Linked DNA regions of Homo sapiens: regions 2, 3 and 4 are each linked to region 1. Evidence: chromatin loops called from intact Hi-C (ENCODE). Cell type or tissue: B cell. All regions are shown on one strand. Links, peaks and the distances in the headings refer to the core of each region. The heading gives the core; the rest is flanking DNA. Region 1 overlaps MAPK14 (mitogen-activated protein kinase 14). Region 2 overlaps FKBP5 (FKBP prolyl isomerase 5). Region 3 has its middle 8.4 kb from the start of TULP1. Region 4 holds the start of SRPK1 (SRSF protein kinase 1).

Region 1 (7,799 bases), core at 1,566-6,565:
GGTCCCTTAAGAAATTTTCTTTGTGTTACAGTGAAAATGACTATTTTGACAACTTGGAAGATAAGGAGCTAGGCTAAGTCTTATTCTAGTCTATCCTGTCTGTCACCAGGAAGATTTCCTACCTTCCCAAAGGTTAGTGCTCCACTTCACCCCTATGTGGATTTATGTCTTTGAAAATTACTGCTCATGGCAGGTAGGTCCTGCAATTGGTCCTTTTATTTATCTTCAACTTTCTGGCCTGTGGAGGTTTTTTAGGAGTGCCTGGAGCACTTAGAACTGACTAGAATATCCCTCTTTTACTTTCCCTAGAAATATCCTGTTATGCTTAGTTTTTTTGTTTTTTTTTTTCTTTACCTGTTCATTCTGACTGACTTGCTTCTGTTAAAGATGACTTCGTCTAAAGAGTAATCTTAGGCTTAAGTTGTTCTTTTCTTCATTTGTTTTAGAAAGATTCAGGAGATTTATGATTTAAATTTTGACGTTGTGATCATTACAATTAAAACACATTTTAAACTAATAGTAAAAATATTTTCTACCTAAGAGAAACAGGGCTAAACCTATTACAAAGGATGGCTCACTGTGGAAATAACTGATTGTCATGATGTGGTGAGTTTTGCTTTACTCCGCTAATGTGGCTACGTGACGCTCCTTCTGGTCTTAACTGCCTGGACAAATCATAGTGGCCTTATAGTAGCTGGTACTGTTGGAAGACTGGCCTGTATTTCAGTGGATTTGCCAGCTTTTGAAGAACCCATGGTGATTTCTTCTGAGGTTTGCATGTTTTAACTTCCTTCATGCAAATGCTTTTAGTTACTAAGATTTTTATTTTATGTTGTGTGTTTTTCCATGGAGTATGGTCATTCTGTGTTTTGAGGGCAAGGCAGTGGGGTAAAGCTGAGTTGAAAAGCATAATATGGCTCATCTTTTCTTTTCTTTTTTTTTTTTTTTTCATTTTTTGCTGCTTTTATTTTACGAAAAAGCTAATTCAAATCTACATTAAACTAAGTTGAATACAAAGCCTTTGTGAAGAAGGCCTGGTAGTCTCATTTACAAAAATGGCCAGTGTCGTCTTTGGCCTTAAAATTTCAGGACGGGCACTTCAGATGGCTTCACATTTGCATGTTTCAGTGCTAGAGCATGGGAATAGACTTTGGCATCCACTGTAAGATGTTTTTCAGCTACGAGAGCATCGAGTCCCTGCAGCAGGTCATTCTTGGGTAACGAAATGACTTCCACAAATTCTCCATCCCCTGGCTTTGGCTTGGGCCTTACATTTTCTGCGTCATCTCCGTTAATGATTACTGTCACGATGTGTGTGGTACAGTTTGACAAACCTGGGTCCATATAGACCACTGGAGAACATTCAGCAGCGTCCCCTTTGTAGCCAGTTTCTTCCTCAAGCTCCCAAAGAGCAGCTGCTCCTGGGGTTTCACCATCTTCTATGAGTTCCCTGCAGGGAACTCTATGCAGTAGCCACCCATTGGTGGTCAGGACTGTTTCACCAGAACGATACACTCGTAGTGAAGCGTTCTCTGCAGCACAGGGATGACCGCTACATCATCACCAGTCTGTTCTTTCCTGGTTGTATGTTTCACTGAGTCCCAAGTTCCAGTTTTACCAATAGGAGCCATGTATGTTGTTTTTTCAAGTTTGACCCATTTTCCTTCTGAAATTAACTCCTCTGAAATAATATAGTGTTTCCATTCTGAGACAATTCAGTTGGTTCTTGGCTCTCCCTTTTCAAACTAGTCTTTACAGCCCTCAGGAGAGAAGTTCACCTCCAAAGTGTAGGGGTGACAAAGGGAAGAGGACAAAAGAACTACTGGAGGCAGCAGTGTCAGCATACGCCGGTGTCACGACTCAAGACATCGGCACCTCCCGAGGTGATGAAAGGATGTGCCATGGCTCATCTTTTCAAGTCAACTAGTATTTATCAAGCTGCTCTGTGGAAGGTGCTGGGGACAGGATGGTACCTGTCCTTAAAACCAGAATGATCAGACTCAGTGGAAAGAGAGTTACAAGAGTTACTTGAACAACTGTCTCTGATTATAAAATAAGATGGAGTGATAAATACACTAGAATAGAGTTATAGATAAGCTATTGAAAAAAATCCAAGAAGACTTCATGGCAGAGTTCTTGTTTGAATAGGACTTCAAAGTGTAAATAGGAATAGAAAAGGCTTGGAAGGACGGGAGAAGGGGGAGGTATTCTGGTTTATGAGTACATAAATAAGTACTTGGAAGCTTAGAAGTGCCTGGAATATCTGATGTGAGTTGAAGCATTGAGTGCATTAAAGAATAATAATTTGAGCCAGAGTCAAACTAGGCTTGATTCTTCAGGCCTGATATTGTTTCATGCCAGCAGAGGTGGGAGAGAGAGGGTTTCTCAGCTCATTGATGTAATGAGCCACTGTGACTAATGGAAATTGCGTATTCTTCAGGTAGGTTGGGGTGAAGTTCAGGTAGTTGAGAAATTCACAGCTCAGAGAGCCTGTCTTCCTTAGAGAGAGTATAAAAATTGACTCTCAGCCAGGCACGGTGGCTCACGCCTGTAATCCCAGCCCTTTGGGAGGCCGAGGCAGGCGGATCATGAGGACAGGAGATTGAGACCATTCTGGCTAACATGGTGAAACCCCGTCTCTACTAAAAATACAAAAAATTAGCCGGGTGTGGTGGCAGGCGCCTGTAGTCCCAGCTACTCTGGAGGCTGAGGCAGGAGAATGGCGTGAACCTGGGAGGTGGAACTTGCAGTGAGCCGAGATCGCGCCACTGCACCCCAGCCTGGGCGACAGAGCGAGAGACTCCGTCTCAAAAAAAAAAAAAAAAAAAAAAACAACTGACTCTCATTGTTAAGTAGTCAGAAAGAAGTCTCTTAAACAAGAGTACCAATATCAAAAGCTTCATTTTAGAGATTACTTTTGATGCATATATTGTAAAGCCACTTGTTTGAGATTTGAAGTAGTCAAGATTTTTCCCATATATGATTTACTTTATCTTGTGGTGGCTACCCAGTTAAATATATTCCTGAAGAGTGTTAATGTGAGGAAACTAAATTTTTTGAATTGAGTCATTTTAGATGAGCAAGAATTTTTTTTACTGATTTCTATTGTAATATAATTAATCTGATTATTTTAGAGCAAGACAGTATCCATCCCACCCCCATTCCTACTCTGTCCCATGAACATATGCTATAAGATTTTTTACTTGTCAACATCTTGAACTGAGAAGCCAGTATTAAAATCTTAACCTTTATAACACAATGATTTTTGCCATTTGCAGATGACAAAATTCCCTGTTATTCTTAATTTAGAAATAATGTGAGTGGACTTGTTTCTAGTTTGTTTTTGCTTGCTAAAGAACACAAGTTGTTTGGGTTTAGGGTGGGGTTTGGCGCACCTTTTCTGAAAGGGCCAGGTAGTTAATATTTTAGGCTTGGGAACCATATGGTAACTGTGCTTGTTGTAATTGGAAACACCTATAGACTGTACATAAATGAATGGGCATGGCTGTGTTCTAATAAAACTTTATATATAAAACAGGCAGAGCCTGGGGTTTGGTGACTCCAGCCTAGAATTTTCTTCCATTTAAGCTGATTTCATGTCTGAAAGAAAGTAAAAGACAGGATGTCAAATTACTGCATTAAGTTATTCCTATAACGTAGGCACCTGTGGCTTATAGAGACTGTTGTTTTTAAGTGCTGCTATGTTGCCTTTATATGTATAACCATAAGCAAAAATTTCTTTCATCCTGCTCTACCTTTTCCTCAAATATTTTGACTACCTGTCATGTACCAGATGTTAGGCTGGGGATAAATGGTGAAGAGGCAGAGTGGCCCCTGTCCTCGTAGAGCTGTAGACCAGTACAGGGGGCAGACAGTAAGCAAATAAAGTAATTCTAGGCTGTGATAAGCACTATGATGTTATCAAGCATGGTGCTGAGAGAGAATTGGGGGGTGGGGTGTTATGTATATAGAGTGTTGAGGGGAGGCCTCCCTTAGGAGGTGAAGTTGAAGCTGAGACCTGAAGCCAAGAGGATTTAGTCATGTGAAAAACCTGATGGGTCAGAAGACAGTCATCCTCCCCTTCTCCCTCCCTGGAATGTCAGTCAGTATAAACGTGGATAAACTGTTCACATTTTCAGAGGAAATATTAAAAGCTATTTTATAATATTTTTCCCCCTCTTTTTAACTTCCTTTTTAGGTAAGATTAAAAGCAATGAGAACAAACAAATTTTTGTCTTCTGGTTAACACATGCACATACATTCTGAGTATACATTGAAGTGTTAGCTACCAGGATAAAAGTTATGGCATTGTGGCCTATTATTTAGAGCCTTTGGGATGTGTGAAGTTTGTTAAGCATTGTTCATTTGCATTTTATAAGGTTGAAACCGCCTGTATTTGCGTTCTCATGGCGCTCCTAAAGGAACATGCGATGGGAGAGCGCCCTCTGCTGGCGACTCTCCCTCATAGTGCCTGCTATAGCCAGTGTGAGAGGCGAGGCTTCCCTTTCCAGAGGGTGTGCTCCAGTGGTCAGGCTTTGGGGTCTCACAGGCCTTCCACTGTCATATCACAAGCTCTTTAGGTCACGCTTGGGAGAATATTCATAAATAGACTTGTACATCCCTAGCTCCTGTCTTCTGCTGCTTTTTTCCTTATCTGTGGCCCTCTAATTATCAGTGCACTTTGCTGAACTGGTTACTGACACTGTGATGGCAGATGAAGAGGGCAGTGTAAACTGAGTGAAGCTCTTGTGTTTTCACCTGCTGTCTTTGGCAGCTAAGAACCAGCTAAAGTTGCCTCACTTTACTGATACATGCTGTTGACAGATGCATAAAATGAATATAAAGTGGATATGTGTTTGGTAGCATTTTGAATCTTTGTACAGGAGGAGCATGCCCTACGTGAAGTGATCATCCTGCAGGAGCCTTGACCTAGAGGGATTCACCGTGTTGGCTAGGTTTGGGGTGTTTCATTTTTGTTCTCGGTGTGTTCTGTTTGTTTGTTTTTGTTTTGTTTGTCATTGTTTGTTTTTCATTTTTATTTTGTCCCAACATTTTCCTTTATGGTCCACCATTAGATATTGATCAGTTGAAGCTCATTTTAAGACTCGTTGGAACCCCAGGGGCTGAGCTTTTGAAGAAAATCTCCTCAGAGTCTGTGAGTTGATGCTTTGTAATTATCTGCCCTGTTGGGAGCCTCTGCCACTTGCCTTCTACCAATCTGTACTTTGACCTGGGTGTGTTTGTAAGCACACATGCCCTTTGTGTGCTGACTTCCCGGATGAGTGAGGTATAAGACAGTGTGAGTGTGTGTGTGCGTGCACGCATGTGTGCCTGCTTGCATGCACAAGTGTGTTTTATTCTCTATCTGGGTACACACTAAGATCACGGGAGCCTCCATTAGACAATAGTATCCCAGTAAAGCAATGAGATTTGAGATTCTAATTCATTCCAAGAGATTAATGTAAACTTTGTGTCTCTGTCCTCAAGACCTGACTTTCTTCTTTCTCAGAAGTTTCACGTATGCTCTAGAGCTCTTTTCACTGTTTCTAGTGTTTGTTCTCAGAGCATGAGCTTCACCATGTATTTAGTTTAACTTAATCACTAAAAGAATAAAATGTACATTGTCTGCACACTGTTGCCCCTTCCCAGAAGTTATTTTTTATTGTTTTAGAATAGATACTCACATATCCTATGTAAAATGTTTGTTCCCAACAGAGGGACCTTTCTACCCAGTCCCTAGACCCCACTCAGAAGAAACAGCTTCACTCCTGATACCTCAGATACACAGGAATGTGGTTATAAATTTTCCTCCTATTGCCTTGTAATTATAAGTTAGATAACCTGAGACAGAGTTTGGAACTAGTGCTTTCTTGCTTCTAAGCAGGGACTTAGACAGAAGCCATGGGAATGTGAGTCTGGCTTACTTTTGCTATGATTTCCTGCTCTTGGTCATTTTCTTGGGCCAGAGGCATGAGAGAAGCCATGAAAGCCCAGCTTTTCTTTTTCCCTCGATCTGCTGCCAGGCAGTTGAACAAAAGAAAAAAAGAGCTATGGAGCCAAGCTCCAGTTATGCCTTCCTGGATTCTCCTCCCAACATTTATGACTGAAGGGGCCCTTTGCCTAGTTGGGAAGATGGCTGGGTAGCTTGAGGCAAGCATAAGCAGGTGAGTTGGAACCGTTCATCATCTTCCTGACAAAATAAAGAATACCGTCATCTGGTATGTATCCGGTACATTTCTTGAAAGGATCCCAAAGCCCAGTGTATTTCTGAACCTCCACTCTGAATTTGTTTCATTTACTTATTTAAGATAAAGAAGCAAAAGCCCAGAAGGGCAGTGACTTTTCCATGTCATGCACTGAATCACGTGGCAGAGCTGAGTATAGATCCCAGATGTTCTGATAACATGATCCAAACTATAATCCCATGTGATTACACACTATTTTGAAAGTCATTGTCAGTGTTACCACAATGTCAACCTAAAGAGGTATTTTTTTCTCCTTTATGATATGTAGAAGCTGAATTAGAGTGAATCAAAGATATCAGATGATGCTTAGAAAGAGCAGTACTTTTTTTTTAATGTTTTTGCTTAGAAACACTGTCTTACAGTAAGAGGACCTAAGGGCAGAGGGAGGAGCTCAATTAATAAATAGTGCTAATGAGACCAAGCAAATTCATTTCCTTCCTGAGAGTGTCTCCTAGCAGCCCTTTCTTAGTCTTCTCTTCCATCCCAACCATCTGCCCTATAGATACGTGCTATTAGTCATTTGGAATTGGATTAGGAATTCAAACCAAAGTCTAGGTAAAATAGTCAATAGTATTTATCTGTCATTAATCCATCACTTATTTTTAAGAAAGAAACAATGAGTGCACAGCCTAATAATGGAGGTCTCTCTGTGAAATGAGGCACATTATACATTTCAACAGCTCTACTGAAATTGAGTACCAGAATACAGAACTTAACTCAAATAATATTATATTGAGTATAAGAATAAGAAAGGTTTTTTTTTTTGGTTTGTTTCCTACATAATTGGGGTGAGTGGATAAAAGTAGTTTAAACATCCTAAGGGGTAGACAAGATTAATTTGATGTTCGTGACACGGCCCAAGTACCTGTTTATCTTAAAAGCGCATGATGTATGGGAACAGAATGGAAAAATAAGGCCAGGTGAGTAAAATTGTTCAGAGATTTTAAAAATTAAAAAAAGAAAAAAGACATTAGTGAAGGAGTGCAGTAAATAGCCAACAGCTGTTTTCATTCTCCTGAAAAGTAGTGAAGTAGTGATGGCAATAATTATGAAGAAATTGAATGCCGAGTAAGAGAATGCAGTAATGGATTTAGAACCTATTAGAATGAGCCATAGGAAAAGGTATAAATGGGTTGTGATGGAGGCCAAGGACAGAGAATTCATTTGGTTAATGTCCCAGTATCTATAATAATCAGTGAAAGAACAAGAAAATCATATTAAGAAAGCAAAAGCAGACTGGGCACAGTGGCTCACATTTGTCATCACAGCACTTTGGGAGGCTGAGGCAGGAGGATCACTCGAGGCCAGGAGTTTGAGGCTGCAGGGAGTGGTGATCATGCACTGCACTCCAGCCTGGGCAACAGAGCAAGACCTTGTCTTTAAAAATAAATAAACTAATTAATTAAATTAGATAAAAAAGCGAAGACCTGACTCATTCACATTTTCCTCCAGAAATAGAATCTTTCTAACTTCTTGACAGAAAGGGGATATAATAACCTCTTTGACTAAAGGAGACAAAGACAGAAAATGTGCAGGCCAGGTATCATTCACAGA
Region 2 (5,000 bases), core at 1-5,000, 510 kb before region 1:
AGAACTGCTTGAACCTAAGAGGCAGAGGTTGCAGTGAGCCAAGATCATGCCACTGCACTCCAGCCTGGGTGACAGAGCGAGACTCCTCAAAAACAAAACAAAACAAAACAAAACAAAACAAAACCCCTCCAGGGCTGAGACAATGTGTCCACTGTGATTTTAAGGTAAATGAAAGCACTGGGGAATCGCTGGTAAATACGCAAATAGAAACAGGAGTACAAGTGGGGATTCTCCTTTGAGGAGGTGATAAGCTCAAAACCACAGATGATACATCCTGCCAGATGGCAGAGGAGCAGCCAGACCTATTAGGACATTAAATTCAATGCCTGACCAACAGTGTTAAGACCATGTTACTAGGATTTACCACAGCCCAAGCAGCGCGTACATCTCACTGCCGAGTTGTCTCTCCCCACAAATACTCCAACCCTCACCCAAGGAGTCTGAGTAAGAGAAAAACCATAGAGCAGGTCTAAGAGGACATGCCTGTGATACAGGACTTCAAGTGGGTGATGTAAGAAACGAGCTCTGCCTGTAGAAAGGAAGCCCTGGTGTGGATTTTCTGGTGATGAAGATGGGGCAGACCTGTTCCAGCTGGAGGGCCTGGGTGTGAATGAGGGCCAGGCTACATCCCTCGAACATCCTTCTTCCCAAGTCACTCACTTAGGAGAGGGAAGACTGGCACTAAAATCAAAGTCTGTCACCCTCTCTGCCTCAGAAGTGTGTGATACAGGTCATTCATAAGAACACGAAACCAGGGCATTTTATTTTAAATGCTGAAATTCTTGAGGAAATTAGATTTGCTATGGACTGAATTGTGTCCCCCATCCTAAATTCCTATGTTGAAGCCCTCACCCCGAATGTGATATTTGCAGATGGAGCATTTGGGGAGGGAATTAGGTTAGATGTGGTCATGAGGGTGGGGCCTCATGATGGGATTAGAGCCTTTATAAGAAGAAACTCGGGTGCTTGCTGCCCTCTGCCCTCTCTCCACTCACATGCATGTGGAAAGGCCATGTGAGAACACAGCAAGAAGGGAGCTACAAGGAACCAGAGGAGAGGCCCTCCCCAGACACTGATCCTGCTAACACCTTGATCTGGGACTTACAGTCTCCAGAAGTAAATTCCTGTTGTTGAAGCCACCCAGTGTATGGTATTTTACTGTGGCAGCCCAAGCTAAGACAATACTTAAATTTTGTCATAGTCTTAGGCCTACCACTCCTTTTTTGGATGCTACAAAAAAAAAAGAATAAAGTCCTCACCAGTTTCAGGTCGGCATTTTCTTTCTGTCACTGCCTTTTCTCTTGCTGGTCTTTGAGGACAGGCAGCATTGTCCTCTCCCTTTTGGAATATTCAGGGTTTAGCACCAAGAGGTCTTTAATAAAGGTTTGTTGAGTAAATATTGAAATCAAAGGAATGTAAATATGGAATCAAGACTTTTTCTAAAGTGGTGTGGTGGCTCACGCCTATAGTCCCAGCACTTTGGGAAGCTGAGGCAGGAGGATCTCTTAAGTCCAGGAGTTCGAAGCTGCAGTTAGCTATGCTTGTGCCACTGCACTCCAGCCTGGGTGACAGAGTAAGACCCTCTCTCTCTAAAAACAATACCAACAACAAAACCTTTTGCTATCATTGGGAGCAAAAAATGTGTGGGTGGAAATGAAAAGTGTTGTTTCACTGAGATGAGATAGGAAGGACAGGCATTTCCCCTGTCATGCCTCATTTCTTCATCCTCTCTCCTCCTCCCTCTCTAATGCATTGATTAACTTAACTTTTCTGATTATCTCCTAATATATTGTATAGGGAAAGAAAAGAAGAGCCAGGGAGGACAAAAACCTAGATCTTAACATTTCAATAAGTTCTGAATAATCAGAATGGTAGAAGGCCATGGTAAAACAAAACAAAACACAAAAAACAGGTATTAGACTTCTTAATAGTTCCTTCACATAGGGCATTTTAATTTTTTGAAAGCTCTTGCATATATATCATGTAACTTTATTTAGACTTCAACTTCCAATTAGCGAAAAGTCTGTCTTGTACTCCCTGCTTCTGAGGTACTAAAGCAGTTCTCAACTGGGGGGTGATTTTGCCCCCCAGGGAACACCTGGCAGGTCTGGAGGCATTTTTAGTTGTCATAACTGGGTAGGATGCTACTGGCATCTAATGGGCAGAGGCCAGGAATGCTGCTAAATATTCTACAATGCACAAGACAGCCCCACACAATCAAGAATTATCCCACTCCAAATGTTGATAGTACTGAGGTTGAAAAATTCTGCACTAAAGGAAAGAGATGAAAGACAGGGTGGACTCTTCTTAGGAATTTTTTTTAAAACATCAAATCCTAGAGTCATAAACGGCTTGTTTCTAAATCACATTACTGGTATCTTGGAACAGCAAGGGTGGTGAAAATATAGCAAAGCCCGATTTATCTGAAGAGTTTAGAGGTTGAACAATTCTCCTCAACTAGTTTGTTTTAGAAATGCTTTCTTCCCAGGAGAAGCACAAGGGGGCGCAAGAATCCCACATCACTTCAGTGTTCTTAGCCTTCTTGCCACTCTGCTGCCAAGTCAGAAAAAAGAAAAACACTGACCAGGTGTGAGTTAATGCTCCTGTCCTGCAGAACACTGTCAGCTATGAGGGCAAAAATCGTGTCTGTTTAACTCGCTTGCACAATGCCTGGCTTAATATTATGCTGTTACCTGTACTTAATAATTATTTTCAGAGCCAAATAGAGTTCTCTATTTTTCTTCTCTTTAGTATTCAGAGGTTGAAATGAGGACTTTACATCTTCAATGGCAAAATCATTCCCACTTAAAAGCTGAGTACAATTCAATCCTACTCAGGAGAGAGGCTTTACCCATTTAGGTATAAACCAAACCAACAGATCAATGGAAACAGAATTCCAATATGCAGATGGCATGAAATACAGATCTTTAGTTCAGCCCATCTCTGCTCTCACCTACACATCTGGACTCTGTGCAAATGCATAACATGCCAAGTCAGACACCCTGGAAAGACAAGGCCCGGGAGGGCAGTATGGCAGATTGAAACCTGCCCTGAGTTGGGAAGGGAATATGTACAGGAAACTATCTACTAACCATTTTGAAGTTTTACAGCTAACGCTAGGACTACTGCTGGGATCTTTTACCTATAATTATAAAGGTGCCTCCAGGGAAGTTTTTAGTGGTACAAAATGTTCAGAGACATTCTGGGAGAAAAGTCTCAGGTCAGTGGTTTTGAACCTTTCATTAATTTTTCCCCAATGGACTAATGTTTTGAAAAATTTTGCCTATCAAATTCCATGTTAAAAATAATTTTTTCCATGTGTGTGACTGCTGATCCAGATTTTATCCAAAGATTGGTAATTTTAAGTAGGTTCATAATAGTATCACTCTTGCAGTTGTGATGCTGATAAGCAACAAAGTTAAGTAACTGTACAGACACTCATTGCTTTCTGCTACTGATCACTAATTCTGGCCATCTCTCTGTATATATTCAGAACACAGCTATATGACAGATGGCTTCATAACATTATTTCATTACCAATAATGTTCTCCAAAATTCTGTATCATAGCACCGATTAGAGCCTCTGAATAGCTGAGCTGTTTTACTACACTGAATCGATATAATTCTAGTCAAAGGCCAAAAGCCTCAAATCTTCCCAAACTGTTAATATTCTATTTGGAAGTATTGAGGAAATATATAAAATATAGTTAAGGATTTTTATGGACTTCGGAAATATAGAAAATACTGTTAAGGACTCACGATCTTAAGAAATTTTGTAGAAACATTTTTCCCTCTAGTGTATTATGTATTTGGATATACAAATAACCCACTTGGAATCTTACTTGAATAGTTTAGAAGTATCCAATATACCTCAATTAGAATTAAAAACAAAACAAAACCAAAAAAATAACACTTGTTCTTGAGAGTTTAGAAACTCACAGAAATTCAGGCTGGAAAGAAACTTGGGGAACATCTAACTCCCCTATTTTTCACTTGAAAATATAACCTCTTTGGACCTTAAATGACTAAATCATTTGAAGAGCAATAAAGCCCATTTTTCCCAATTCTGAGCTTATTCTATCATACCCCCATGCTTTCTGGTGATCCATAAGAGTTTAGTATACATAGTAAATAATGATAAATAACATATTTATATATTTATACTTATCTAAACCCATGATTTAAAATTTGTTTGAATACCACCCACAGTAAGAAATATGCAATCCAGTACTTACTCATACACAAGCAAAGTTTTATGCAACAAAACTGATCCTTATAACATATTGCAATACACTTCCACAAAACTGATTTCATGACCCAATATTGTCTCAGCTCAAATTCTGAAAACACATGGTGCCCTCTGGCTGTGTTAATTTTGGGTTGATTATATATTCTTACATAATTCTCTAGTTGTTTCATTTGGATTAACATTGCCACTCCTCCCTCCTGACAAGGTTGTAACTTAATAATAGCATGTCTTATAGCAGATGCCCCATAAAGACTTGTTAAAGTACACTTATGCCTCACTGCTTTATACTGCTGAAAAACATCTAATTTCTGTATTGCAGTGGCAGAAAACGAAAGAAACCTTGACAGAACTCCCATTCTCCCTCTAATTCTCATCACTAAGCCCTTTCTGCTTGACATGGAGAAGGCATATATTTGGGGTGGGGAAGCAATGGGTAGAACACTGATTAAAACAGAATGAAGGGCGGTTTCTTTTTTTCTTACATCTAGAGGTTTAAGATCTAAGTGAGAAAATATCACACTCCTAGTTGCTCCAAGAAGGGTTTCTGAGAAGCAATTTATGATGAATATCATTCAGGAATATCCGGAGATTCCTCATAAAAGCAAGTGTGCAGGAATCATCTTGGCCATTAGAAGCAATCAATACTCTCCTGTCAGTTTGTTTTGAAATTTGTGCATGTCCTCTCTCCTTTTATCATATGCTCTAGTGACTTCATCAAGACAGTCTAAAGGAAGATGGGCCCGGTGCAGTG
Region 3 (7,382 bases), core at 2,383-7,382, 570 kb before region 1:
ATTTTGCAAACAGTTTTGTTTTTCTAAAAATATTTAATAAGATGGAATTAAAATTTCAAAAAACCCAGCTGGGCACGGTGGCTCATGCCTATAATCCCAGCACTTTGGGAGGCCAAGGCGGGCAGATCACCTGAGGTCAGGAGTTCGAGACCAGCCTAGCCAACATGGTGAAACCCCATCTCTACTAACAACACAAAAATTAGCTGGGCGTGGTGGCAGGCGCCTGTAATCCCAGCTCCTTGGGAGGCTGAAGCAGGAGAATCGTTTGAACCCAGGAGGCAGAGGTTGCGGTGAGCTGAGATCACGTCACTGCACTTCAGCCTGGGTGACAGAGCGAGACTGTCTCAAAAAAATACAATAAAATAAAATTTCAAAAAACCCATTTGATTAAATTTTTGATATTTATTAACTATAAGCCATATTTTGCCTTTTAATCTTAATACAAAATTTTGAATATATTAAAAGAAAACTCACTTTTGAATGCATGTAAAAATTTTAATTTAAAAATGTCTTACTTTCATCACTTTTGGGAGAATGTATTCAAGTTTTTCATACTTTGGATGCAGTTCCATTTGTTTTCAGCCCTTGAGAACAAGCACAGGTTGAGATCATGACAGAAACAGGAAGTGCCAAAGTGGAGCTGGGAAAAGCATAGCAAGAGGCCGGGCGCGTGGCTCATGCCTGGAATCTCAGCACTTTGGGAGGCCAAGGCGGGTGGATCACCTGAGGTCAGGAGTTCGAGACCAGCCTGACCAACATGGTGAAACCCTGTCTTTACTAAAAATACAAAAAATTAGCTGGGAGTGGTGGCGGGCGCCTGTAATCCCAGCTACTCGGGAGGCTGAGGCAGGAGAATTGCTTGAACCCAGGAGGCAGACGTTGCAGTGAGCCCAGGTCGTGCCATTGCATTCCAGCTTGGGCAACAAGAGCAAAACTCCCTCTAAAAACAACAACAACAACAAAAAGAATAGAAACTCCAAGGTTTTGGTGCAGCTACACTGATGAGCCGATGAGCATGTGGAGGGAACTTAGGGGCAGTATAAGTGTCCAGATTTGGGTCAGGGGTGTGTTTAGGAACAGGAGGCAAGATTTTAGTTAAAATGAGACTTCTGTTTAGGGATAAGATCAGGAACAGAGATAACCTCTAGCACCTTTTGATCTGACATAGGTACTCCAGGCTTCCAGAAAAACAGGCTTGAGGCTCTATAATTATACCTTGTTTGGCCTAAAAATGACATTTCTGGCCGGGCGTGGTGGAGCACACCTGTAATTACAGCACTTTGGGAGGCCAAAGCAGAAGGATTATTTGAGCCCAGGAGTTCCAGGTCAGCCTGGGCAACATAGCAAGACCCCGTCTCTATTTAAAAAAAAAAAAAGACTCAGCTTGATCACTGGCGTTAGTTCCCAGACTTAATCCCATATGAATTTTATCTGTTTCCTAAAGTTAAATCTACTTTCAGAAGATGAAGATTTGCCACCACCAGCAATGCTGACACTGATCAATAATGTCTTCTACTACATGTCAGGCATGGTGTGTGCCCAGTGTTCTCAATTCATCCTCACAGCACACTCACATATCTGTGGCTCAGAGAAGTTAAGTAACTTGTCCAAGGTCACACAGCCAGTGTTTAGTGGAGCCATTCCACTGACCAAGCACCTACTATGTGCTTGGTTTTACTTGTGTTATTTCTAGTCCCTACGGAAACTTCAAAAGGCAAGCAGGCATTTTTCTTCACCTCCCTGTGCCTCTATTTTTCTAGTCCATAAAGTGGTGACGACACTTGGAATCGACTTTATGGAAATTGCCGTGAAAATTGAATAGATAGAAACGTGCAGTGCTTAGCACAGTGCTGGCCACAGAGCAAGTATCCTATGAAATGTCAGCTATGTGCTGTTTTACCTTCATTTCACCAGTAAGGAAATGGAGGCCCAGGTCCCTAAAGGAACTCCACCTCAGGCCTCCAGGGCTTAGCTTACCTGGCACAGAGGTGAAAGGAGGCGACTTTGGAGAAAGTTAAAGGAGAGTGGTTTTGCCCAGAAACAGACCCAGTGTCCCGCTTCCCCAGGTTTCTGCTGGGTGGCCTTGGGCAAGCATTCCCCCTGCTTGGAGGCTCCAGCCTGGGCATCAGTGTCTCAAACGGGCAAAAGACATTTTGCATCTCAAAAGGATCCATGCAGGTGGGCTCATCAGAAATGGGAACTGCGGTCACCTGAGGGTGTGTCTGGGCTCTTGTGAAATAGAAAGTAGGGCTGAGCTTTGATCAGGCTCACACAGGCTTAAGTTTTGTCCAGGTTGTGTTGTTACATCACATAGCCCCTGGCCGTCTGTTCTAAAAGGAATTTTCTCTCAGTGAACCCTAGGAGTCCAGTGCCAGGGTTCTTGTGTTATCCTTGCTTCTTGGAGGCTCAGAGAGGTTAAGTCACTGTCCAGGTCTCCCAGGTGGGCAGTGTGAGTGAGTGGGATTCGGGCAGATTCTCTGAGCTCAGAGCCCGGGCACAGCCCCACTTTGGCCCGCAGAGGGGCTTCTCAATTGTTGGTTGGACAAAGCCCTGGGTGGCAGCTGGGCACTGGCTGCAGGAGCTGGAAATGCAATGCAAGCCCAGTCTTTGCCCTCATGGAGCTCACAGCCTGGGAGATGAGAGTTGCTGGTGGGCATGTACAGAGAATGAAACAAAAACACTCATGTCTTCTCTAGAGAGAAATCTGGACGGGGCACAGTGACTCATGCCTGTAATCCCAGCACTTTGGGAGGCCGAGGCGGGCGGATCACCTGAGGTCAGAAGTTCGAGACCAGCCTGGCCAACATGGCGAAACCCCGTCTCTACTAAAAAATACAAAAATTAGCCGGGCGTAGTGGCAGGCGCCTTAATCCCAGCTACTTGGGAGGCAGAGGCAGGAGAATCGTTTGAACTAGGGAGGCGGAGGTTGCAGTGAGCCGAGATCAAGCCATTGCACTCAAACCTGGGGGACAAGAGCGAGACTTCTCTCAGAAAAAAAAAAAAGAAGAAAAGAAAGTGGAATCTGGACTGGGCGTGGTGGCTCACACCTGTAATCCCAGCACTTTGAGAAGCCGAGGCAGGTGGATCACTTGAGGTCAGGAGTTCGAGATCAGCCTGGCCAACATGGTGAAACCCCATCTCTACTAAAAATACAAAAATTTGCCAGAAGTGGTGATGCATGCCTGTAGTCTGAGTTACTTGGGAGGCTGAGGCAGGAGGATCGCTTGAGCCTGGGAAGTGGAGGTCGTAGTGAGCTGAGAGGGCACCACTGCACTCCAGCCTGGGCGATGGGAGTAAAACCTTACCTCGAGAAAAAAAAAGTGGAATCTGACAAGTGATGCTACTGGGGGCCTCCATGGCTTTTCACAGAATCCATGTGAATCTGAGCTGGCCCCAGCAGAGTCAGGAATCCCTGGGTAGACACAGTTCTTCCCTCTGCTCACACATGCCCAGGCACAGGCTGCTCTCTGTCTTCCGAAGCCATCATGCTGCACAGGGACAGCTGCTTGGGAAGCTTTTCCACCCATGAGGCCAATTCTGTCTCAGTACAGCACCCCTCTGTGGTCCACTGGGCCCCCCACAGTGGGACAGTCACAGTCTTAGTTCAGCCAGAGAGGGGCCTCCACCCTCCAAGCCCCCAAGGACCCAGGGGTAGAAGCAGCAGCAGTCCCCTGGTCCTCAGCTCCTATGCCCAGGGCAAGTGAATGGGGACCAGATCTGCAGATCTGTTTCTGTCCAGTCAGGCAGAGACCAATAGGAGAGATGGATGAGGGCCGGAGCCAGAGGACAGACAATGAGACAGGTCAGGCTGTTGTGGTGCGGCGTGAGGTCCATTCAATAGCTATTCATTGAGCCCCTACTGTATGCAGGGCACTTCTAGGCACTCCACTCACAGCAGTGAACAGAATGGACCAAAGTCCCTGCCCCTGAAATACTCAAAAGATGTCCTTGAGCCTCTGCGTCCCATCCCTACTTCCCTCTGTGTTAACAGGAGGGGTGCCTGTGCACCTTTCCTGTGTCCATGCCAGTCCCCCCAAGAGGGGCCTGACTGCCCTGCTTGCTTACCCTGGCTCAGTCGGTTGAGTCCAGTGGTGGGAAACTCGGATTACCGGCTGGATCCTGTGCCTGCCTCTGTGCCCGCTCTCTTTGATGGCTAGCCCCTCCCTATGGGACAGTGATCTTTCTAGAACAGAAAAGAGCAGTTCTCTTGATAATTGGCGAGTAGTCCAAACGGGGTGCGACTGATGGAGTAGTGATACTACTATTAGCAGTAGCAGTAGCTGTATTCATTGAGAGCTTGCTGGGTTCCAGGCACTGCTCTAAGTGCTTTATCTGCTGTATTAGCTCGTTTAATACTCAACAATTAGGCCCTGCAGGGTGGCTCACGCCTGTAATCCCAGCACTTTGGGAGGCTGAGGCAAGAGAACTGCTTGAGGCCGGGAGTTCAAGGCTGCAGTGAGCTACGATCACACCACTGCACTCCAGTCTAGTCAATAAAGCAAGACCCTGACTCAAACAAAAAAAGAAAAAAAAAACTCGACAATTTTACATGATTTACAGTTTTCACACCTGTTTTACATTGGAGGAAACTTCACGGAAATGTGCAGTCACTTGCTGAAGGTCAGTACCCAGCAAAGCCTCCCTCCAGAGCCGCTCTGGAGCCACCCCACCCCACGCTAGGGGCAGGAGGATCAGAGCCCCTGCTGCAGGCTGGAGGCTGTCCCGAGGTGCACGCCCTCTGCTGCAGCTGCATATTTGTGAGTCCCCGGAGCCAAACACTTGGCTAGCACCCCCAGAGCAGAGGGAAGAGCCCCGAAACAGAATGGGCGAGTTCAGAGCAGTGGCTGTCACTCTGGCTGCCCATCAGGATCCCTCCTGAGCCTTACAGCGCCCTAGACTGGTTCATCAGAACCCCTGGTGTAGGGCCCAGGCGTCAGCATTCGTCAAGGATCCCCAGGTGAATTCAATGTCCAGCCAAAGCGGGGAACTACCAGGGTAGAGGCCTTGTGGCTTATTGGAAATAGTTGTGGGTTAAAACCCACCTGGGCTTGAGACTTGGCTCCGTCATTTCAAGCTGTGTGACTCTGCGCCAGTCACTTAATTTCACTGAGCCTCAATGTCCTCAGCTGTGAAAAAGGGGTAAGTCCCTCTACCGTACAAAGGGGTTGTGAGGGTGGAATGAGACAGTGTCTGCAAGGACTCTAGCACGTAGGCTCCATCTTTACTAGTAAGGAGGGGGCAGGACAGACTAGGCTGGCAGAGCGGAGGCAACGACTCATCATCGCTGGAATGGGTCTGTGGAATGTGTTGGGACCCCCGAACCCCAGGCCCTCCCACCGTGGGCTTTCAGCTCTTCCGGGAGCTTAAGGCTTCTGACGGGGGCCAGCCCAGGCTTGGAGTGGGAGGGCGGGGAGGGTGCACTGACTTAGCCTTACCACCAGGTGGCGACACGAACACACCCACCGGGGAGGACACCGGCCCCGCGGAAGGTGAGGATAACTGGGAATACCAGGCATGTTACAGGACTTGGTTTTGGTTTGGTTTGGTTTTAGTACTAGGTACATATTTTCTTTCATTTCCATTGACTTCGTGCCACAGTCCTGTGGTAGCGCCACTGCCCTCCTTTAGCGGGTGAAGAAACTGAGGTGGTGCTGGCAACTAGGATGTGAACTCCACATCCGCTTCCTGACCACGGAGTCAACAGCAGTCAGAGCTGCAAGGGAAAGCGTCAAGTCCCGCGGTTCCTAAACCTGTCTGATGATAAAAATCATCCAAGGCTCTTAAAAAAAAGAAGAAAAATATCCTGGGCCACAGGCCAGATATTGAATTAGAATCTCCTGGGAAAAGAGGCCTGAGAATGTGTGTGGTTAAGAGCACCTGGCCGGGCGCGGTGGCTCACGCCTGTGATCCCAGCACTTTGGGAGGCCAAGGAGGGAGGATCACTTGAGGCCAGGAGTTCAAGATTAGCCTGAGCACATAGTGAGAGCCTGTCTCAATTTAAAGAAAAAGTTAAAGGCCGGGGGTGGTGGCTCACACCTGTAATCCCAACAGTGGGAGGCCGAGGCAGGCGGATCACTTGAGGTCGGGAGTTTGAGACCAGCCTGGCCAACATGATGAAACCCCATCTCTACTAAAAATACAAAAATTAGCTGAGCATGGTGGCGGGCGCCTGTAATCCCAGCTATTCGGGAGGCCGAGGCAGGACAATTGCTTGAACCCAGCAGGTGGAGTTTGCCGTAAGCTGAGATCGTGCCACTGCACTCCAGCCTGGGCGACAGAGTGAGACTCTGTCTCAAAAAAACAAAACAAAACCCAAACAACAACAACAAAAACCACAAGAGCACCTGTTTTAGAAATAAGGATCTGTTTCCAGAGAGGAAAGTGACCTGCCCACAGTCACACAGTGAATCCCCTCTAAGCTCCTATCGAAGCTCCTCACACCCTCTAGTCCAGAAGCCAGGCCACTCCCCACAAAGACGAGACCCTCTACCAAATGACCCAGCAATCTCAATTCTGGGTTTATGCTCAAATGAAAGCAGGGTCTCGGCCAGGCGCGATGGCTCACGCCTGTAATCCCAGCACTTTGGGAGGCCGAGGCAGGCAGATCACGAGGTCAGGAAATCGAGACCATCCTGGTTAACACGGTGAAACCCCGTCTGTACTAAAAAAAATACAAAAAAATTAGCCGGGCGTTGTGGCGGGCGCCTGTAGTCCCAGCTACTCGGGAGGCTGAGGCAGGAGAATGGCATGAACCCGGGAGGCGGAGGTTGCAGTGAGCTGAGATCGTGCCACTGCACTCCAGCCTGGGCGACAGAGCGAGACTCTATCTCAAAAAAAAAAAAATATGAAAGCAGGGTCTCGAAGAGATACTTGTACATTCATGTCCTTAGCAGCATTATTTGCAGTAGCTGAAATGTGGAAGCAACAGTAGTGTCCATCGTCTGATGAATGGATGAACAAAATGTGGTGTACCCATACAGTGGAACATTATTCAGCCTGAAAAAGGAAGGACATTCTGACACAGCTACAGATGGAGGAACCTGGAGGACATTATGCTAAGTGAAGTAAGCCAGACACAAAAAGACAAATACTGTATGATTCCACTTATGGGAGGTATTTAAAGTAGTCAAATTCATAGAGACAGAAAGAATGGTGGTTGCCAGGGGCTGAGGTAGGGGGAATGGTAAGTTACTGTTTAATGGACACAAAGTTTCAGTTTTGCAAGATGAAAGAATTCTGGAGATGGATGGTGGTGATGGTTGCACAACAATGTGAATGTTACATTGAAAAATGGTTAAAATGGGTTGGGCCCAGTGGTTCATACCTGTAATTCTAGCACTTTGGGAGGCCAAGGCAAGAGGATCACTTGAGGCCATGAGTGG
Region 4 (5,000 bases), core at 1-5,000, 170 kb before region 1:
AATTAGACATTTCAGCTACTTAAAAGGAGGCTGGGATACAAACAAAAGAAAAGAAAGACAGAAAGAAAGACAAAAAGGAAGAAAGAAAAAGAGCAAGGTGCAGTGGCTCATGCCTGTAATCCCAGCACTTTGGGAGGCTGAGGCAGGCGGATTACCTGAGCTCAGGAGTTCGAGACCAGCCTGGGCAACATGGCGAAACTCTCTCTCTACAAAAAATACAAAAATTAACCAGGCGTAGTGGCACACGCCTGTAGTCCCAGCTACTTGGGGGGCTGAGGCAAGAGAATTGCTTGAATCTGGTAGGTGGAGGTTGCAGTGAGCCGAGATCGCACCATTGCACTGCAGCCTGGGCAACAGGCTTTCTTTTTGCCTCAAAAAGAAAAAGAAAAAAAAGGTAGGTAAATTCAAAAACAAACAAACAAAAAAAACTTATTAATTGGAAACAAATCCAAAAATAAAACACCTCTGAAGTTACAAGGAAATGGGGGCAGTTCATTCACGCATATTTTCAGGATTCAAAGTTGTTCAAGATGAAATATTCAGTAAAATGACTGCTAGATTATCTATAATCCATACTTGCAAACAATTAACACAAATAACTCTAAGTTATCCATAGTAGTGAATGGGGTAACAGATACACATCTGACTTTAGAAATAAAGCATATGGTCTAAATAGATAATCGAAAGTAACAGATTTCTGGTGCTTAAAGTATATCATCTATATACATTTACCCCTCAAATTACAGCTTGATTTGGGCTAATCTCAAATTAATTTCTAAGTGGTAAGAGAGATCTGGACAAATAGTCTGAGAGACCAGGATTTCTAAAAAATACAGAGTAATATAATAAAAACTGCAACTTCCTTGTATCAATAGAAAAGAACGTTTTAACACATTCTCATCAATTCCACAAAGAATAACTAAACTAGGCACAGAAAAGTAACATTTCAAGTCCTACTGCACACTAGAACCAAGTTAGCACCTTGCTGTTTCTATTAAACGATCTAGGATTAAAAACTGGTTTTGAATAATCCCATATATGGATAATCCAAAGGTAAACAGACACACACAAACTCTCATTTACAAGACTTCGTCACCAAGCACTTACAAAATACATTTCATAAGACAGAAGAGAAAATGGAGCAAGAGGTGAGGTCACCTACCACTTTAGTTCTATTGAAAGAGAGAAGTCATTATGTGCTCTCCCCAAACAGTAGGTAGCCTCCAAAAACAACACACACCCCTACACCCCCCTAATCTGGTATTGTCATTCAGTGGGGTGACCTAGGAAGGCCTTTGAAATGTGTTGTATCAGCTCAGAGGGAATTAGACCGCATACGATGCCACAAAACATCAAATAAATGTAAAACTATAAAGATAATACATCTAAAATTAAGATGTATTAATAACTAGGCATACAAGCTCTCTCTGAATACAAAGTGTGTAAGAGCTGATTTCCAAGATCCTTTGCAATTAAACGTTAGTACATGATGAAAGTTCTTAAGGCTTAGCCTCACTTGCTGCTAAGCCTGCTACCTGAGTTTCTACTAGGCTGTGACCAACTTTTGAACTTGCCACGATAGCACTAAACTACTGTTATGCATCCTACTGATAAAACTGGACATGTGGCGCTTAATACGCCAAACCAGAATCATCAATGTTTGTTAAAGAACTCTCCCGTTACTATTGTGATGTCCACTCCGGAAGATTATCTGCATCTGGTTGAGGTTTAGACAGAAGAGAAGCAGTTAACAGACACCGACTGTATACACAGCGGTCTGCCGGCACACTGCAAAAAAGCCGATACGCCTTACAGGCTCAGGAAGTTGACTAACCCAGGGAAAAGCCCCATGCCCTCCTCTATGAAAGGGAGTGTGTGGTTGGTAGAACCCAAAGTAAACACGGAAAAATTCATTCAAGAATTTCCTTAAGGCCTACCGTGAAGACGTCGGAGGCAAGTTAAGACGTTGGGGAGCAGGTAAGAGAGACCAGAGTTCAGAAACAGACCGATAATGATCTACCAGCTCCGGTGGGGAGGTCCAAGCTAGGGGAGTTTGTGCCTCCTCTGTGGAGTTGGGGAGGAAAGGTACCGGGCGGGCTCTGGTCCTCCTCCGACAGCCCTTTCCAGCAGGCCCGGGGCTGCTAAGACCCAGGCCTGGCGTTGAGCAACAGCAGCTCTCTTCCACATGGTTGCTGGAGAGCGACCCTCCGAGCTGCCCCGAGGCCATGTGGCTGCAGCCACAGGGTGCCCAAACCCGGTGCACGTTCAAGACGTGAAACCAGAGCAGAGAAGGTGCCGGAGGAAAATCCAAAGAATGGGATGTTGGGGTACAAGACTCACTTCCTTTGGGCTTTGTCCTTCTTGGCCTTGGTCCTTTTCTTTCGGGCCTGGAGCGCAAGCACTGCAGGAGAGAGGGATGGATGAAGGGCGAATGTGGAGGAAAGGAGGCGACCAAGGTGAGGGTGGAGACCCAGCAGGGGCGCCAGGCCCGGCTGCGGGGCCTGCCTCGGGGGCGGCTGCGGGCTCCGGCGAGGCGGCCGGCCGTGGGGCTGGCGGCCCACGGGGCGCAGAGCAGCGCCCGGGCGGGATGCGCCGGAGGGGTCTCAGGCCGGGTCAGGGGGCGGGCGGGTGGGGGTCTGCGTCGCCCGCCAAGGGCCGGGCCCTGGAGTGGCCCCAAGGCGCGAGCCGGCCTGGCGGGGAACAAGGGGCGGCTACGGCCGGCGCCAGAGGACGCCCGGACTGAGGGGCGCGGACCCGCAGCCCAGAGGCAGGGGGTGTGGGGCGGCGCCACCTCAGTGGAGGGGCGCCGCACGTCCGGGAACCGAACCGCGGCAGTTAAGCGAAGCTCCCGGCGCTGACCCGGGCCTCGCCCCGGCGACCATTGCCCCTCGTGGCGGAGGCCGCTCCACCGCTCACCTTTCCGCTCCATGGTGAGACCGGTAATCGCCAGGCGCCTGCGCACTCGAGTGGCGGCGACTCCCGCTCCCGCCGCGGCCCAAAACCGAGCCCGCTCACACTCCGCCCTCAGTCCCGCCCCACCCCCGCCCCACGATGCCGCGCGCTTGCGCGTTGGGCGCGGAGCCTACCACCTGCTCCCGAGGAGGGGGCGGCAAGGAGAGGGAGGGGGCGCAGCGGGGAGGAACGCCGGGGTGAACGTTGAAGGAGTGTTAGAGATCCAAGCTTGGAAACCTGGCAAGGTTAGTTTTGTTCTATTTGTTTAGAAAAGGCGCAGAGAGCGGCAGGGCTCTCTGCATGCTGCTGAGTCAGAGCTTCGGAGGCAACTGGGATCTGCCTCAGTTTCCTGGCCTGTAAAATGGATTAATCAGGCATGTCCCAGTTTCTCCTTCCCTGAGCTATTGTGAGCCCAGTTGAGATACTATTTAAAGAAAATGGAAAAAAATTACATGTGAGAAAGAAAAGGGAGTGGGAGCAACACAAAAAGACTGGAAGGAAAGAACCTGTGACCCTATTATCACTTGAAAAGTAAAAACTTCAAAAGTGAATTTTCTCTTGAAATTTCAAGTTTAAGTGAAAGCTGTAAAGGAAAGAAGGGGAAATGAGAATAAAAACGTTTAATGTTTTCTTATTCTACCACCTTCAATACATGATAAAGCTGTCTTGTTTATAAGTTTTTTTTGTTTTTATTTTCTAAGTGCATTATCTCATTTGATGTTTATGGCAACTTAAAGGCAAAATAGTTATTACTTCCATTACACAAAGACACTAAACTTAAGAGGGCCTGCCTATATGTTCAGAATCTTGGTGTACGACCCAGTTATTTAATCATGAAGCCCTTATTGTATAGCAGGCTCAGCAAAGTTTTTCTTTGGGCCGTACAGTAAATATTTAGGCTTTGTGGACCATAAGATCTCTTTCTCAGCTACTCAACTCTGCCATTGGAGCTCAAAAGCAGTCATAGAAAATATGGGCTGTGTTCCTATAAAGATTTATGTATGGACACTGAAATTTGAATTTCATATAATTTTCACGTCATAAAATGTTCTTCTATTGATTTAAACATGGTCTTTGTTAGGTTTTGAAGGGAAGGTGAGGGTTAAAGAAAGACAGAGAGAGCAGTCTTGCTCTGCTGCCTAGGCCGGAGTACAGTGGCATGATCTCGGCTCACTGCAGCCTGGACATCCAGGGCTCAAGTGATCCTCCCACCTCAGCCTCCCAAGGTGCTGGAATTACAGGTGTGAGCCACTGAGCCAGGCCCTTTTGATCTTTTTTCAACCGTTTCAACGGTTATTCTTATTTCAGATCTTAGTTTACCAACCCATGTTGTAAAGTACCGCAGCTGGACAGAGTGGAAGCTCTGAAGACCTTTGCTCTGAACAAGTAATTGAGAAGGGAAGATGAGAGGGCAATAGTACAGCACAAGTCAAGCATGGGGGCTTTGGCAGAACTTATTGAGCAAAGTAAGTAATTAAGCCCATCCAGAGAAGGCAGTTTTTGAGCTGGGTATTAGGAAATATGTAAGATTTCTATAGGTGGAGAAGGAGATGTCAGGCATTCCTGAATGAGAAAATACATTGAGCAAAAAGGCACAGACGTGGACACCTGTAGGTGGGGGCTAGGATTGGGGCTGGTAACAACTGAAGGGATGAAATGGAAGGTGAGGCTGGAAAGGCAGGTTAGCCAAATTTGAAATTTAGATAATTGATATATGTTGCATGGAACCTGAATGATAGCATGTCTGAGTATATTGCAAAAGAAGACAGTACCTGTTGGCCAAGGAAGGATGCAGCCCAGTCTATTCCCTGCTGTAAAGTTGAAAACAAAAGGAAGGTTAGGACAGACAGGGAAGCCCTAGACTCTGAGGGTTGTGTGAGTTCAGGATAACCGCGTGTGGTTTAGAAAAGACAGGGAGAGAGCTGATAGCTAGGAAAAATCCCAGAATTGGGAAAGTACTGCCCACCCCAAAGTAAACTGTTTGAGTGTAGAGACCCTGCTTAGGTTTTCCTTGATGTAAACTCAGTGCCTACACAGTGTTAGGCACT

Evidence for each region. Peaks named below come from ENCODE experiments on the same cell type or tissue, not always from the same donor. Only the 100,000 strongest peaks of a DNase experiment are listed, where the experiment ranks them.
Region 2: it touches region 1 in a loop (4-fold over the local background); 6 of 110 quality-filtered maps call a loop at or near these places.
Region 3: it touches region 1 in a loop (16-fold over the local background); 10 of 110 quality-filtered maps call a loop at or near these places.
Region 4: it touches region 1 in a loop (2.7-fold over the local background); 15 of 110 quality-filtered maps call a loop at or near these places.

The regions. Positions count from the first base shown.
Region 1 is chr6:36,090,912-36,098,710 of GRCh38, forward strand. It overlaps MAPK14 (mitogen-activated protein kinase 14), which reads left to right. Exons shown (of 12, transcript NM_139012.3): 9 at 5,076-5,155. It also overlaps the pseudogene NUDT5P1. Among named protein-coding and RNA genes, the nearest start is that of MAPK13, 36 kb to the right of the region's middle. In B cell, for the core only: CTCF peaks have their summits at 4,436 (motif pointing left) and 4,655; a DNase peak (open chromatin) is centred at 4,450; H3K27ac peaks cover 973 bases.
Region 2 is chr6:35,581,499-35,586,498 of GRCh38, forward strand. All of the region lies in intron 8 of FKBP5 (FKBP prolyl isomerase 5), which reads right to left. Among named protein-coding and RNA genes, the nearest start is that of LINC03135, 40 kb to the left of the region's middle. RefSeq lists a silencer at 380-580. In B cell, for the core only: CTCF peaks have their summits at 2,496 (motif pointing right) and 2,699; a DNase peak (open chromatin) is centred at 2,513.
Region 3 is chr6:35,517,560-35,524,941 of GRCh38, forward strand. No RefSeq gene overlaps it. Among named protein-coding and RNA genes, the nearest start is that of TULP1, 8.4 kb to the left of the region's middle. In B cell, for the core only: CTCF peaks have their summits at 5,453 (motif pointing right) and 5,659; a DNase peak (open chromatin) is centred at 5,452; H3K4me3 peaks cover 441 bases; H3K27me3 peaks cover 500 bases.
Region 4 is chr6:35,918,128-35,923,127 of GRCh38, forward strand. It overlaps SRPK1 (SRSF protein kinase 1), which reads right to left and starts at 2,971. Exons shown (of 16, transcript NM_003137.5): 1 at 2,917-2,971; 2 at 2,341-2,401. The coding sequence starts at 2,929. RefSeq lists silencers at 2,634-3,223, 3,254-3,313. In B cell, for the core only: no CTCF peak of the experiment used is centred there; DNase peaks (open chromatin) are centred at 2,164, 2,374 and 2,994; H3K4me3 peaks cover 2,913 bases; H3K27ac peaks cover 2,790 bases.